2 separate regions of the Homo sapiens genome follow, and region 2 is linked to region 1. Evidence: read pairs that join two places in POLR2A ChIA-PET (ENCODE). Cell type or tissue: MCF 10A. All regions are shown on one strand. Region 1 has its middle 50 kb from the start of UBAC2-AS1. Region 2 has its middle 20 kb from the start of DOCK9-DT.

Region 1 (8,000 bases):
CTGCTTTTCTGTGGAGAACCACCATCTAGCACTGGGGGGTAGTCTAAAACCTGTGACCTGACCAATGGGGTGCTGGGGCAGGAAGCCCAGCGCCCTCGCCTGGGACGCCCACTCTATGTTGCCGGCTGTGGGACTTGGCCTAGCTCGCCCCTTTTGAGGCTCCCGCGGCTGCTCTGTCCACCTCCCTAGTCCCTTGGTGGCTTCAATAGTGGGCACCCCCTTAGCAAGTCACTCCCACGCCAATCAAATTCTAGGGAATCCACTGCACATACTGGGTGGTTTCAAACCACAGAAATGTATTCTCTCCCAGTTCTACAGGCTTGGAGTCCCGCAGGAAGGTGTACGGCAGGCCAGGCTCCCTCTGAAGGCTCGAGGGGAGAAGCCGTTCCAGGCCTTTCTCTTGCTTCTGGTGTTGCCATCAGTCCTTCTGTTCCTTGGCTTCTAGACGCGTCCCTCCCGCCTCTGCGTCTGTCTTCCCATGGTATTCTTCCTGTGTCCTGATCCCTCTTTTCATAAGGACACCTGCCATCTTGGATTCATGGCCCACCCTAACTCTAATAAGTATGACCTCATCTTAGCTTGATGACATCTGCAAAGACCCTGGTTCCAAATAAGGCCACAGTCACAGGTGCGGGGGCAGGTATTGGCTAGGGCTGGGAGGGGAAAATCTGTTCCAGGTCTCTCTCCCCTTGGCCATCTTCTCTCTATGTCTCTTCACATCGTCTTCCCTCTATGCATGTCTGTCTCTGTGTCCAAATGTCTCCTTTTTATAAGGACACCAGTCATAGTGGATTAGGGCCCACTCTAATGACCTCACTTTAATTTGCCTCTGTAAAGAGTATTTACAAATAAGGTGACATTCTGAGGTATTGGGGGTTCAACATATGAATGGGAGGGCACAATTCAACCCATAACAGCAACCTGAGACATTTTATGTATTAATATTTCATGAAGATCAAGAATATAAACACAAAAAATAGCATGCACTGTATATAACACAGTAGTCATAGTTGCCAATTGTTATTCAAATATCTTAAAATAATTTTTGGTTTTTTTTGAGATGGAGTCTCGTTCTGTCACCCAGGCTGGAGTGCGGTGACACGATCTCGGCTCACTGCAATCTCTGCCTTCTGGGTTCAAGTGATTCTCCTGATTCAGCCTTCCGAGTAGCTGAGACTACAGGCATATGCTACCACACCCAGCTAATTTTTGTATTTTTAGTAGAGACGGGGTTTCACCATGTTGGCCAGGCTGGTCTCAAACTCCTGACCTCAGGTGTCCATCCACCTTGGCCTCCCAAAGTGCTGGAATTACAGGCGTGAGCCACGATGCTTGGCCTAAATATCTTAAAATAATTTTTTAATTTCTCTGAATCATTGGCCATAAAATCAGAAATATTATTACAACTTTATATATGGGACTTATGGATTTTACAACATTTGCACTTTTATTTTCTATAGTTAAGGTTAGATTCTATTTCTGCTACGTACCTGTTTTGAATTGGAAATTATATGCCCTTAAGTATTGTTTTGCAAGAAACAAATGACTCATTAATAACACCATAAATAACCCATACGGTGGGTAAGCATGTGGGCTCTGATGTCAGAGTGCTTAGATGTGCATCCTGGCTCTATAACTTACTAGCTGTGTGGCCTTAAGGTAAGCCCATTAAATTCTGACCTTTCGTTTCTTCATCTTTAATGAAGAGATGAGGGCAGTACTGTTGTTATTACTATTATTATTATTTAGAAACAAGGTCTCTCTCGCTCTGTTGCCCAAGCTGGAGTGCAGTAGCTCGATAATAACTCACTGCAACCTGAATTCCTGGGCTGGAGCAACCTGCCTGCTTCAGCCTCCTGAGTAGCTAAGACTATAGACGTGTACCACCATGACTGGCTAATTTTGAATTTTTTTTAAGAGACAAGGTCTCACTATGTTACCCAGGTTGGCTTCAAACTCTTGGGCTCAAGTGATCCTCTTGCCTCAGCCTCCCAAGGTACTGAAATTACAGGCATCAGCCACTGTGCCTGGGCTAGTACTGTTATTTTGAAGCACTTTGCACAGTGTTTATTCAGAATAAACACCCACCAAATGTTAGCTATTATTTTGTCTGCAGTATTGGTATATATGTATTTGTTTAGTAAGAGATGGAGTCTCGCTCTGTCGCCCAGGCTGGAGTGCAGTGACGTGATATTGGCTCACTGCAACCTCCACCTCCCGGGTTCACGCAGTTCTCTTGCTTCAGTCTCCCGGGTAGCTGGGATTACAGGTGCCCACCACCACACCCGGCTAATTTTGGTATTTTTAGTAGAGACAGGGTTTCTCCATGTTGGCTAGACTTGAAGTATTAGTTTATACACAATAATTCTGAAAAGGAAAAGATGTAATAGAAGTGGAATTTTTACAATCTAAGTAAAACCTCACATTTTCTAGAAAAGTATTACTAATATTTTCCTTTAAAATGACTGCATATAATCAGTTCCTTTCTTTTCTTTTCTTTTTTGAGATGGAGTCCCACTCTCTGGCCCAGGCTGGAGTGCAGTGGTGTGATCTTGGCTCACTGCAAACTCCGCTTCCTGGGTTCAAGTGATTCTCCTGCCTCAGCCTCCTGAGTAGCTGGGATTACAGGTGCACCCCACTACACCTGACTAATTTTTGTACTTTTAATAGAGAGAAGGTTTCACCATGTTGGCCAGGCTGGTCTTGAACTCCTGACCTCAAGTGATCCACCCGCCTCAGCCTCCCATGGTGCTGGAATTACAGGCGTTCAGCCACTGCGCCTGGCCTACCAGTTCTTTTCTCTTTGTCTTAACAGTTTTGTAAAAATAGGTCATTCTTAAATATGGTACAAATTAAAACATCATAAAAGGAAATACAGGAAAAAGTAGATTTCTTCTCCTTTACTCCAAATTCTCACATCACCTTTCCAGAGACAACCACTGTTAAATTTCTTACATATCTTCCCAGAAACAATCTATGCATATGCAAGCGATAGATGTAATGTATGTGTGTACATCCCTACCCACATTTGTATACGATAGCATCTTGTATCTTCTGCATCTTGCTTTTTATAATTTAATGATACCTCTAGAAAATTTATCTTATCCATGCCAAGTAATATTGTTTCATTCTTTTCACTGTTGGATTGTCTACTCTATGGACGTACCAGAATTAACTTACCCAGCCCCTACCAATGGGCATTTGGCTGGTTTCTTTTGTTGCTGCAACGTGCATTTGCATCTTCATGTTCATGTGCAAATATATCTGTAAGACACATTCCTAAATGTAGAACTGCCAAGTCAAAGAGCATATGCCTGTTAAAATTTGGTTGGTGCTTTTTAAATTGCCCTCCAAAGAGAATGAACCAATGGTACCAGGCCCCCTCATCACCATCCAGGCATTTTTACACTTTTTGAATTTTTCCAATTTTCTAAGTGTCAACTGCATCTCATTCAACTTTGAATTTGTATTTTTGTTATTAGAGTGAGACTGAGTATCCTTTCATTTGTTTAGAAAGGCTTGGCTGGGCACAGTGGCTCACACCTATAATCCCCGCACTTTGGGAGGCCGAGGCAGGTGGATCACCTGAGGTCAGGAGTTCAAGATCAGCCTGGCCAACACGGCAAAACCCCGTCTCTACTAAAAATACAAAAATTAGCCAGGTGTGGTGGCAGGAGCCTGTAATCCCAGCCTCTCGGGAGGCTGAGGCAGGAGAATTGCTTGAACCCAGGAGGTGGAGGTTGCAGTGAGCTGAGCTTGCACCACTGCACTCCAGCCTGGGTGACAGAGCGAGACTCAGTCTCAAAAAGCAAACAAATAAACAGAAAACAATGAAATGCTTTATACTTTATTATGAACTATTCAAAATTGGCCCATTTTCTCTTTGAATATTAATTTTTCTAATCATCTTTATTAGCTTTTTTTATACTAAGGAGTCTAACCTTGAGCATGTCTGTTGTGACATTTTTCCTGTTTAATAATTGTTGTTGATTTTGCTATTGTCTTTTTTGTCTGGTAGACATTTTTAATTCTTTTTTTCTTCTTTGGTTAAATGTATTAGTAAGCCAGGAGATCATTGCAGTTCTTTAGGTGGGAGAGTGAGTTGGCTTGGGCTGGAGTGAGGCTGGTGTGTACAGAGAGAAATGGTAGGTTTGAGAATATAGGTATTGTGTTCCTGGAACCAACAAGCTTAGCTGATGTATTAAATATGGCGGTACGGAGAGGGGGGCAGATGAGGTGGGAGAAAGAGAGATTGACTCTGAGGCTTCAGGGCTGAGTAACCATGTGGACAATGATACAACTGACAGATGGGCAAGACTTTAGGAAGAGCCAGTCTCCAACCTGTTTTGGAAACCTGCTTCCACATGCCTGGTTTCATGACACCATACACGTTCGGGTCTTGTCCATTCATTGTCGACTGAGGTTCTTTCCATCAAAGTGAGATGTTGAGTCAGACTATGCATTGAGAGTGTCTGAAACCATCATTACTATGTTGCATATATTCCTAAGTAATGACTTAGAGATCAAGAGCGCTGACATAATGCCTGCCATGTTGTGGCCTCACCCTGTGTCTGCTTTTGATCTCTTCTGGGGACTTCAGCACACCATGCAATAAATGGGGACACACTGACCCACCTCTGTGTCTGGGCCTGAATTAAATAAATTTGTTTAGATTTCCCTGAGCTCACAAGTATTTGATGAATCAAGTACATTTAGCAACCTGGCCTGGCAAGCCAGTAACAAACAAAAACAGACTCGTCTGTGCATGCCCTCAGGGCCATGGTCTGTGAGCACCGTGGGGGAAGGCAGAGGAGAGGGTTGATTTTTTTAAGAGGCTTTGAAAATATAAAATTCCACATGGATGATTAATACTTCTATGCAGCATAATGGGTGTTGGCAACCAATGTGAAGAAATTCTTGTTGAAAGAGAAAAGACGATGTTATGGAATAATCTCCTCTGGGAACTAAAGCCACTTACAAGGAAATATTTGAAAGTCTATTTTAATTCCTATCTTATTCATGTCTTCCTTTGACAGTAAGTGAAGTGCATAGCACTATGGGACATGTCTAAAATCAGCTGCTAACTATTCATTTGGCTCAACTGCTGAGGCCAATGATCAATTCCTTGTGCTATATTGTATTGCCTGGAACCTAGTTGTGCTCATGTGTATTGTATTGTATTGTATTGTATTGTATTGTATTGTATTGTATTGTATTGTATTGTATTGTATTGATCTATTTGCTTATTTCTGTAGAGCTGGAGTCTTACCACTTTGCCCAAGCTTGTCTCAAACTCCTGGGCTCAAGCAATCCTCCCACCTCAGCCTCTGAAAGTTCTGAGGTTACAGGCATGAGTCACTGCACCGGGCCATGTCTATTTTATTCTTGACACATGGCCATATTTGCAGTGAGATTAAGTATGGGAGTAGCCATGTGACTCAGCAGAGTGAGGAGACCAGAGCAGCAAGACCTACCCAAGGTGGACAGAGCAAGTGGTCCCCTGCAGGTGCAGCGTTGTCTTGGTGGCTTCTAAGACTTTCTTTCCCTGGGCTGAACGGTCACATCACTGGCATTATTCTCCGGCATGACAGTGTTATATCTTGATGGCTACTGTTCAAATGCTTTCTTTTAAACTAGAAGTTAAAAAGACCTGTTAAATCACAATATCCACATAAATGGACTGGCTAGAGTTGACTCACCTTACCAAACAGGTGTATAGGACTCTAAAGGGGCCCAGGAGACATATAGAACCGCTAACTGCCAGTTCCAGGTGGGGAATTCTAGCCAGCAAAGTGGGAAGTGCACAGGGCCTCGCCAGACTCAAGGGCCCCAAGGAGAGGGCCCATGACTACTTTGTCCATCCAGATACCCTTGCCAGTTAAAGCCATATGTGGAACACACCAGTGGCCATTCTTGAAGCCTTTGTTGATGAAGGAACATGTGAACTGGCTACAGGGAGGGGAATCAGGCTCCATAAAGAGGCAGGGATGCAAGGGGCTGCTTGACATCAGCTCCCCTATCCCAAATCTTCCCTGAGACCCAGCTCAGGCACAGTGATAGCTCCTGAGAAGATGAAAACAAACAAAAAGACATATTCTGCAAACAATTTTTTGTTTAATTTTTTAAAATTTAAAACATCAGGAAAAAATCATGTGCAAGAAAAAAACTATTATAACAGTCTTAAAAAAATTTTTTTTTACTTTCAGAGATAAGATATATACACACAGCAATACACACCAATCTCAACTGAACAGCTCTATGAAAATTATTTCAAGTGACTCTGCATGCTTTCTTACTTGCTTCCTAAACTTTATAAAATTTCAAGTGAAACACTTGACTTGCTTTGTCCAAGAGAATGTGCTGGAAGTGACACTCTGGGACTTCTGAGGACAGGTCACAATATGCCTTGCAGCTTCTGCCTGGGAATCTTGGATCCCTTGCCCTTGGAATGCTCCCTCTGTGAGCCCAGATATCAGGCTGTGAAAGCTGCAAGGTGAGGTTGAGTGGGAGTGCTGTGAGGCACAGACCCAGCGGAGCTTCCAGCCAATAGCCAACTTCAATGCACATCATGAGAGTGAGCACCCATGGGTATTCAGCCCCGCCAAGTCTTCAGAGGACTGAAGCCCCAGTTGACATTTCATTGCGACTGCATGACAGACCCCAAGGGAGAACTTCCCAACTGAGCCCAGCCAACCCACAGGACTGTGGGTGGCTTGGTATATAGGAAGAGATAATGGAACTGCCTGCCATTCTGGGTGAAATCAGGGTCAGGAAAAATAAAATCAACAAACATATATTGAGCGTAAGACTCTGGAAGATACAAAGAGTATGTATATAGTTGAGATGGGGGGAAGGGACATTTATATAAGAGAGTAACAGAAGGTTCAAGGTAGCACATGACTCCTAAATACAGGTGTGCAGGGGGCAAAAAGATCAGCGAAGTCTAGAAAGTCTCTTTGGAGAGGAGAGATTTGAAATGAGAATGAAAAGCTAGGGGAGTAGACTCAGGCAGAGAGGAAGCATGAGGCATAGGTTCAGGCATGGTTTTGGAAAAGGGCCTAAGTTGAAAGATCAAAGAGATCAACTTGGCTGGAACACAGAATTTGCAAACTCATGTAGAGGATGATAAAGTTGGATGGACCTTGAATAACAAGGAAAACTGCTTTTCAAGAGAAAGGTTAGGGCAAGAGTTTTAGATTGAAGGCTGTCTGTGCTTAAGTGAGGGTAAGGCCATGGAGGAGAAGGTCTCTGAAGAAATGAGCTTCAAAATAACTTTGTAGGAAGAATATAATCATTTAAACCCATCACTTCTTTTTTATAAAATCCAGTTTCCTCAAAAGCAACTCCACACTGAATAGCAGGAAAAAGGGGGGCCATGCAAAAAGGGACCCGCTCAAAATTCTCACTATTAAAGAGGACAGTTGCAATCATGAGCAGTTCCACCCCAACAAAGGAGAAATGTGGGGATCAAAAGCAATCTAATTGGGCTGGGTGTGGTGGCTCATGCCTGTAATCCCAGCACTTTGGGAGGCCAAGACAAGTGGATCACCTGAGGTCAGCAGTTCGAGACCAGGCTGGCCAACACAGTGTAACCCTGTCTCTACTAAAAATACAAAAATTAGCAGGGTGTGGTCGCACACGCTTGTAGTCCCAGGTACTCAGGAGGCTGAGGCAAGAGAATCGCTTGAACCCAGGAGGCAGAGGTTGCAGTGAGCCGAGGTCACGCCACTGCACTCCAGCCTGGGTGACAGAGTGAGACTTGATCTCAAAAACAAAACAACACAACAACAACAACAACAACAACAAAATGCCAAAAGGAATCTAATTGAAGCTGAGGCCACTGATACCAGAGGGTAAGGACAGGGCCATTGCAGATATCTCAGTTACTCTTGAAGTCAGTTTCAGGAAGGGGCCACATCCTCTTTAGCCAAATACTCTAGGCTTAGGGTTTTGCAAAGTCATCATAGGGTAGGTGCTCTGAAAGCAGACGCTGCGATGGA
Region 2 (8,000 bases), 84 kb before region 1:
ACAAGTTTTTAAATCACAAAACATACACTTATGACCTCCTTGATAAGCACCATAAATAAGAGGAAAACCATTTGGATGTGGCCTGCAAAGTAACCAATTTCCTTCTCATCTCCTGGCTTTTCTTAAAGACACGGAAAGAATGAGGGGCACTTGTCTGCATTCGCTCCCGCAAGCCTTCTACAACAGGATATCGCCATCCGCTGCCTGCTTTTCTGCTTTTTGTTCACTGCTCGTAACAGGAAAACTTGCTTTCCTGCTTTCTCAATACCAAATGGGTTACTCCTGCGAGGGAAAACATCCCTTCAGAATCCACCCCAGGGCTCCACAGAAGGCAAGAGAAACAAAAGCTGCACCATTCTCTCCCCAAATATTCCATTGGCAGGCAGCCCAGGACCGCGCCAGTTCAGTGGTTTAATATCCTGTCTCTTTGGCAGAAAAGGGAGAAAGAATTATGGAGCTGCCAGCCCAGGGTCCCCGAATCTACTCTCTACTACTCTGCGGGTGTTACCATTTGCTGGGCATCCATCATGACACCATCTTTTGAAGAAAGACAAACCAGCCACTGTCAGATAAGGGACCGAATTAGGAAAAGACCCATGTGAAGGTTCACGACTCAGAATACAAGAGGTCCAGGAAAGCCAGCAACAGAAAGAATCACTCTCTATGTCAGAATATTAGAGAAGGATTTAAGAAACAAAAGAAAAGAACCAACAGGAAGGCTTGTGCAGTAAGTCTAGACAGAGGCAAGGTAGAAAAGAACAGGGACAAACGAACGATGAAAAGCAAGCCTGGGTCATACTGAAAGATGTCGTGCTCTATTCATGGCTAGTGAGCCAAAATGACACTGCTGGTGACAGCCCTACGGCCCTACCCAGACTGTGGGGAACCCTTCCCAGCCTAGAAGGCCTCACCGAGCAGAGAATACACACATTCCTACCAAATGCTGGGGCTAGGCCTCACCTGGGTGTGGGTACCCAGGTGTCCAAACACCTTCCTCCACCCTGCGACTCCCACAAGTCACCGGACACCATGTCATCAGGGCTCCCTTTGCCTCGGGTGAGCATCCATATGCCTCCCAACCTGACACCCCTTGGTTTCTGGGGCCCAAACCAACCACTTCAACTGGAACATCCTCCAACTACCATCTTCACATACCTACAACAGGACCTCTCAAACCATGTGTGGTGAGGGTCCTCTTTCTCCTCCAAGCCACTGGGGACCAATACTTTTATAAAATACAAATAATCTTGACAATTACTAATAAATGAAATAAAAAACAAACCCATACAAAATATAAGCCCCAAATTTTTGCTAGATTCAACAGATTTAAAGTTACCCTGTCGATTTGTTAAAAGTTTCTAAACACGAATTCTCAACTTTTTTTTTTTTCCATTCATCTTCAAGCACAACTCATCTTGTCACAGGTCAGTTATAAACAGTTGACACACCAACCTGTCCGCAGGTTTCACGCTGAGGAGCACTCCCTCCCTTCCAACATGAAATGGAGGCTCAACACTTTCATAGCCTCACCTCCTACTATGCTTCTCTATTCTGAAGCCTTCTACTAAGACCTGTAGATCTTCTTCCATTTGAGGTAAACTCTCCTTTATCCTCCACCTTTTTCTCTCATCTTCTCTCTTCACCAGCTAGCTTTCTCCTGACCCTCACAGATGTCCTGGTCAAAGATGTAAATCAAGACTTAGGAATGAGTCACTGGAACAGAGGCAGTAGCTCAACTCTCTGAAAGTGAAAGGAGAACAGCAAGTCCCCATTTTCTATGGGATGGCCACAATAGGAAGCTGAAAGAGAAAATAATGAAACAGAGAGAAGGGTGCAAAGAAAGACTTATCATTATAACTGTTGTCACTATATTGATAAATAACAGGTGGCGGTGACAGTATTTGGATATCAAAGGAAGGTGGAGTTTCAAAGAGAAGAGAGAGATCTATGGTCACATGAAGCAAAGAAATCTAAGAGGAGGAAAACTGAGAACAGTTTTCCATCTATAATTTATCAATCCATGCAGTGACTGAGCTTTTATTTGGAAATATGAAAGAAGTTCACATCTAAAAATGAACCGGGGCCCCCATTGCACATTTATTTTCTCTCACCTGGAAAAAGTAAACGTGCAAAAAGGCATAACAAAATAAATTACCTAACTTTATATCCCCTCTCTAAATAACTATTTATGAGCTTACTATTTTTAAAGGCTTCTTTCATTTTTCCCTTCAAAGGGAAGCATGGAAAGGACATTCCTGAAAACTGATATGAAGTCAAAATGTCAGCTTTGAAGACAGTGGTGGAGAAGACAGCTGGTCGGGGGCCTCATGATTAAGCACACTGATTATGACTGAGTATTTTAAAGAGGACAAGATAAATGGTTTTTAAAGCTGTCTGTTCTACCCTAAACACTCTCTAAAAAATGAAGGCCCCCTAATAGCTCACTGCTAATCCATTCCTCTGCTGGTGGTTTATAAGGGGAGATGAGATTCTCATCTGTCTGCAATGGTTTATCTGAAATTATCTGAAAGCGAAGGACCAGATAAATTCTACACTCTTCTCAAGGCCTGTGTAACGGGCTGGATGTTCTCAGGTTTCTGCATCACCACACTCCCAGCACAGTCACGCACGGCTGAAACCTAAGGCTATAGTTAATGCCTCTTGCTTCTTGACCTCACCTGGCCAGGGAGCTCCAAGCTCACTGTGTGGAGAGAGGAAGGAGGATTATTAATCAAAATTCATTGAATAAATAAATGTCCTAATCTAATCAGGTTCAAATACACATCAGCTTAGTCCCAAAATACTTCTTACACATAACTTACACATTACTTTCTGCCCTCATTACCTGCTGCCTAAATTATGGCAAAAGTCTCCTGAGTAACACCTCAACCCCCAGCTTTCTAATCCCACCCAATCCCCAGCAACTAAGCTCTGACAACACAGTCACTGTATTCCCACAGCAAAGTTCTAATCTTGAGGCCTTCCAGCTCGAAAACCCACAACAAAGCATCAAGTCAACACTCCACAGCCTGGCCTTGTCTGCCTTCCTCACTCCCTGGGTGACCAGAATCTGTGTACCTCTAACCCTCCATACATGACACCAGACGCAACTACTCACTGTTTCCCAAGTACACGCCATGATTTCCTTCCTCAAGGCCTGTGCTCCTACGGGTCCCTCTATCTAGAATAATTTGTATCTCTCACATTTCCTTCATTACCCTTTTTCTGATTCCCTCCACTGGAGGTAATCTCTCTCCTGAGACCTCTTTAACGCTTTACTTATAACTCTCCAATGATACAATCTTCTATTAGGTATACATGAAGCTCATTTTGCAATCTTCTCTCTCCTATTAGTCAGTCGGCAAGATGGGACAGGATCTGTCTCACTCATCCTGATTCCTCAAAGCACCTAGCACAGTGCTTGGCACTCAACAAATGTGTTTGGACTCAACAAATGTGTTCACTTAATTGATGCATGTACGAAATTTAAAATTTATCAGTTCAGATATATGTGGGAAACAGTTTTCAAGCATCTATAAAATACATGTGCATGCTTATTTGTTTGCCAATCAAATAAATACTTGCTCATTTCTTTACCCAGGAGATTAACATGACCCACACACGTCCTGAATGGCATAAGTAAAAAAGATAAAACTAAACAAAGATCAAGGCTAACACAAGTGTACACATCTTTATCTAAGAACCAACTTTAGTACTTTAGCATGTTTCTTGGCACTCAAAAAGTGGTGTTTTTCTAGAAACAATGATCATTAGCCCCACTGCAAATCAGCAGAATGTCACCTTGTTTCCAAAAGCCCCCAAGCTAAGTATTCAGCATCTTTTACAATCACTAAAACCCAAGGAATGGTGCCATGCAAATTTGTGTTCTATGGAGCTTAAAAAAAGACTGAATTTTCTTTTCATGCCCAGTACACACAATCATTTCAGATTATTTTTAATCTAGAACTCCACAAAAACTGGTTTCATTTTCAATTCTAAGGAAAACTGGTTTCATTTTCAATTCTATATCAACTATGATAGACAAAGAACTATAATAGCATACTATGTTACTTAATATAAATTTAATATGTTAATATACTATATTATTTAACAAGCTTAACATGGCTTCTGGAGTTAATTAAGGACATCGTCAAGATCCAACTCCTTGCATATTTTGGGGATCTTTGCACCTATGGAGCGTATTCTAAATTCCAAGAGAAATAAATCTCTTAAATGCCCTGTTTTCCCTAGTTAGCTTAAAAGGAAATTACCTGCATATAGCTACAAAATGCTAATTTTAGGAGTCCTTAGGTTGTCAATAGCTACATTACCATAAAACTAAAAAGCCTCCCATCCCATCTCTCTAGCCTGTTCCTTGGAGTCCTGACCCACAATTCTCACTGCATGTATCTCATTCATGGTAATTTCTTCTGCCACTACCCAGAATCTTTACAAGAGAAATATCCTATCACTACTCCCATGAATAACAGCCATATTAAACATCCGGTTTCTGAATCTTGCAAAAGGAGTGTAATAGATAAGTAGGTCCCAGTATGTTTCTACTACCCAGAAGGCTGACTTCAGTCTTGACACCTTCCTACAAACTCCATCTGCACCGGTCACAACCTTCCTTCTTCCTTCCAGGAGCAAAATAGCCAAGCGGCAGAGGACCCTAAAAGAGGACCTCAACACCAAAGCTCCCTGGGTCCCATCTGTGTTCCTTTGTCCACTCCAGATTCCATGCTCCTTGAGGACAAGGATAGTGTCTTCACCAAATGTTTACCTTTCTTTAGTGTTTGTTGAGTCAATGAATCATGAGTGACAACCTGAGACCTACTCAATACTAAGGTATGAGAGCTTTAAAAACTTCTAACAGCACTGCATTTTTCTCTGCTAACATCATCATCAAGAACTCAAAAATGACTCAAGATCTGCTAAGATCCTCAACTAAAAGAGGACACTGAATCCTCTCCAAATTCCAGGGAAAGATGCCCTGGCCTGAGAATGTGGAAAAAGATCACAAGGGAAGCCTGCAGCAGAGAAGACTGGATTCCATCTGGCCTCTGCCCCTCCTCTCCCAAAGGTCACTGCAGATGGAAGTGAGCTCCAGGTCTGCACCAGGCCAGACTCAAAACCAAATGATTTGGTCAGAAAGGAATCAACTCTGCAGCTTAAATCAACTCCAGGCTGGTCAGTGACTTCTCCATTGTGCAGGTGCCACCCATAGGCACCAGGCCAAGACCATAAAGGAGTAAGTAGTATGGGTAAAATACCATTTTCCTGACATGAAATGCAATGCTCACTGGAATATGCTGATTCTCCCACTGAGTTGCCCAAGAGATGGAGAGGTAGGGCTGCTTCGGGGCCCATTGCCCAGGGTGGAGGATATCCAAGATGCCAAGATTCCACATTGTAAGGACAGAAGCTTTTTTTTTTTTTTTTAAATGTCTAACAACTGAAGCCATGGAAAAAACATCTGTAGTTCCCCCAAATTCTGGGAGCTATTCTGAAACTCTCCCCCATCAAATAGAGTTCCCTAAGCCTACAGAAAGAACCGATCCCCAGTACCCCACATGTGGTTCTCCACAGCCCATAATCTTCAACCCCCCACCTCCTGCCCCAGCATTGATACTCTAGACCAGGATATGGAATCACCAACTGTGACTATCCTCAATTCAAGAAACCCTCATCTGCTATTGGTGATCCCTTTTCTCTCATGCCACCTCTTACACATGAAGGAAATCTCAACACCAATGTGTTTAGTAACTTCGAGGAGAAACCAACACTGTCAGGAATCTCCGCCTCTCTGAGTTTTCAGTGGAGAACTAAGAAAGTCTCTTTAAAAACCTAATACCCTGGCCGGGCGCAGTGGCTCATGCTTGTAATACCAGCACTTTGGGAGCCCCAGGTGGCAGATCACCTGAGGTCAGAAGTTTGAAACCAGCCTGGCCAACATGGAGATAACCCCATCTCTACTAAAAATACAGAAAATTAGCTGGGCACAGTGGTGGGCGCCTGTAATCCCAGGTACTGGGGAGGCTGAAGCAGAATCACTTGAACCCAGGAGGCGGAGCCTGCAGTGAGCCCAGATCGCGCCCTGCACTCCAGCCTGGGCGACAAAGCGAGACTCCATCTCAAAACAAACAAACAAACAAAAAACCCTAATACCTCAATCAGTTTTTCACGAACTCCACAGAAATTAGTTAAGCACATACATCCTTCAGTTTAAAAAAAAAAAATCATTTAACAGCAGTTACTTTCGATCTTTTAGGAAAAAAATAACATAGAAGATTCTTATAAGAATAGCGAAGGAAAATAAAAATGGCAAAATGAACACAGTAAAAGCCTGGGAAGGAAAAAGTTAACCTAAGAGATTAAATATCCTGTAAATTCTAGCTAGTATAATAGTTTACAGATGAACCTACTATACTATAAATATTATGGCACCTCTGCTATCACCATAGGAACTCTGCTTTCTACTTAAGAAAACAGCAATATGTTAGAGTGACAGATTAAATAAGTCCTCTAAACAATCTTAGAAATGCAACTCTTTCTATAATAATACAGTTTGAACCAAATTGTCATTTACAGCTGAATATTTATTTTAGCCAACGCAAAGCAGCCTGAAATGTAAAATGACCTAGATTAACAGAGCTTATTCTACACTAACAAATTTTAGGTTAATAGGCCTAGGGAGGTTTTTTCTCAAGCCACATCATAATTTTAACCAATGTACGTGTAAAACTGTGATATTCTGTCCCTTCAATAACATTGACTACTAAATTAGTTCTTCCTTCATGAATAAGTTACTACTGAGACCTTTTTTAGATTAATTTTCTAAGTTTTGCTTTTTATTTCTTTCTCCCTTTCATCCTAATACCCCTTAAACAGAAATGCAGAACTCCTTTCTTGGCTTGTAGAAACATGAATATCAATTTCACCAACAAACTAGCTTGGGACTAATGAAATATACAAGCACGGAGGAGATCCATGGTGCAAATAGATGTTTCATAGTCTCCTATTATCTGATTACCAATGACACTTGACAACACACAAGTGTAAACAAAGTAATGTAATTATTTTCTATAGTCACTGGAAAATTCACTGGACCAGGAGTTGGCAAACTCGATTTTGTTCTTGTCTTTATAACTAGCTGTAGACCACAAAGGTTTATCCATGGCTGATCTCATCTTCCTCATCTGCAAAATTAGGAAGCTGGACCAGATGACCACCAAAGATGACTTTCATCTCCAAAAGAATATTTCACTTTCATGTCACGCATTTCTATAAACCTAGAGAATTAGTGGTACTTTCCAAAAAATATGTTTAATGATTCAAGTTAATCGCTTAAAAGTTTTCAAGAAACTCCAACTTCAAAATGATATCTTAAAATGTTTTGACACTTTTAGACAATCTCTGCCATCTTGCCAGGAAAAGGGTTAAGGTTAGCCAGGTGACCTTAATTAAGCAAGTCACTTGATTTCTCTGGTCTTTAATTCCTCATCAAGAAACAGAAATAATAAAACTATCCCTGTCTATCTGACCAGATTTTCCAGAGGCCAAAGATAGACTTTTTTTTTCTTTAAAGAACTTTATAAACAGTCAAATGCAAAGTTGCATTGTTTCACAGGGGCATCCCGCCTCTATGAGCATTTAATGCAGGGCTCTTAACTGTTGACAATATTTTTGCTTCCAACATGCATGTGTGTGCCCTCACTTCAGGAACATATTTTACATCACAATGCCCATGTGTACAAGCACTAAGATATACAAGTGTAATTTTCAAGCATACCGATTTGAACATCTTACATGTAGTACAAACTTTCCTTCCAATATTCAATGTATTTGCTTTTTCTTAATAGATTATTACCTATTCACTTAAACAGCTGGGAAATCCTAGAATATATAAAAAACAAATCATATTCCTATCTTTTCATGTGTTTCCTTCCAATATTTTTCTTAAACATGTTTTCACACAATTGTGACCACACGCATTTCTG

Evidence for each region. ChIA-PET counts read pairs that join two places held together with the same protein. Peaks named below come from ENCODE experiments on the same cell type or tissue, not always from the same donor. Only the 100,000 strongest peaks of a DNase experiment are listed, where the experiment ranks them.
Region 2: POLR2A ChIA-PET joins it to region 1 with 14 read pairs; 4 of 35 experiments call an interaction of 5 or more read pairs at or near these places.

What each region holds. Positions count from the first base shown.
Region 1 is chr13:99,146,331-99,154,330 of GRCh38, forward strand. No RefSeq gene overlaps it. Among named protein-coding and RNA genes, the nearest start is that of UBAC2-AS1, 50 kb to the right of the region's middle. RefSeq lists silencers at 5,271-5,320, 5,331-5,400, an enhancer at 5,707-5,876 and a cis regulatory region at 5,792. In MCF 10A, no CTCF peak of the experiment used is centred here; DNase peaks (open chromatin) are centred at 4,411, 4,771 and 5,371.
Region 2 is chr13:99,062,445-99,070,444 of GRCh38, forward strand. It overlaps a transcript of DOCK9 not described here. Among named protein-coding and RNA genes, the nearest start is that of DOCK9-DT, 20 kb to the right of the region's middle. RefSeq lists an enhancer at 4,319-5,518. In MCF 10A, no CTCF peak of the experiment used is centred here; DNase peaks (open chromatin) are centred at 357 and 3,377.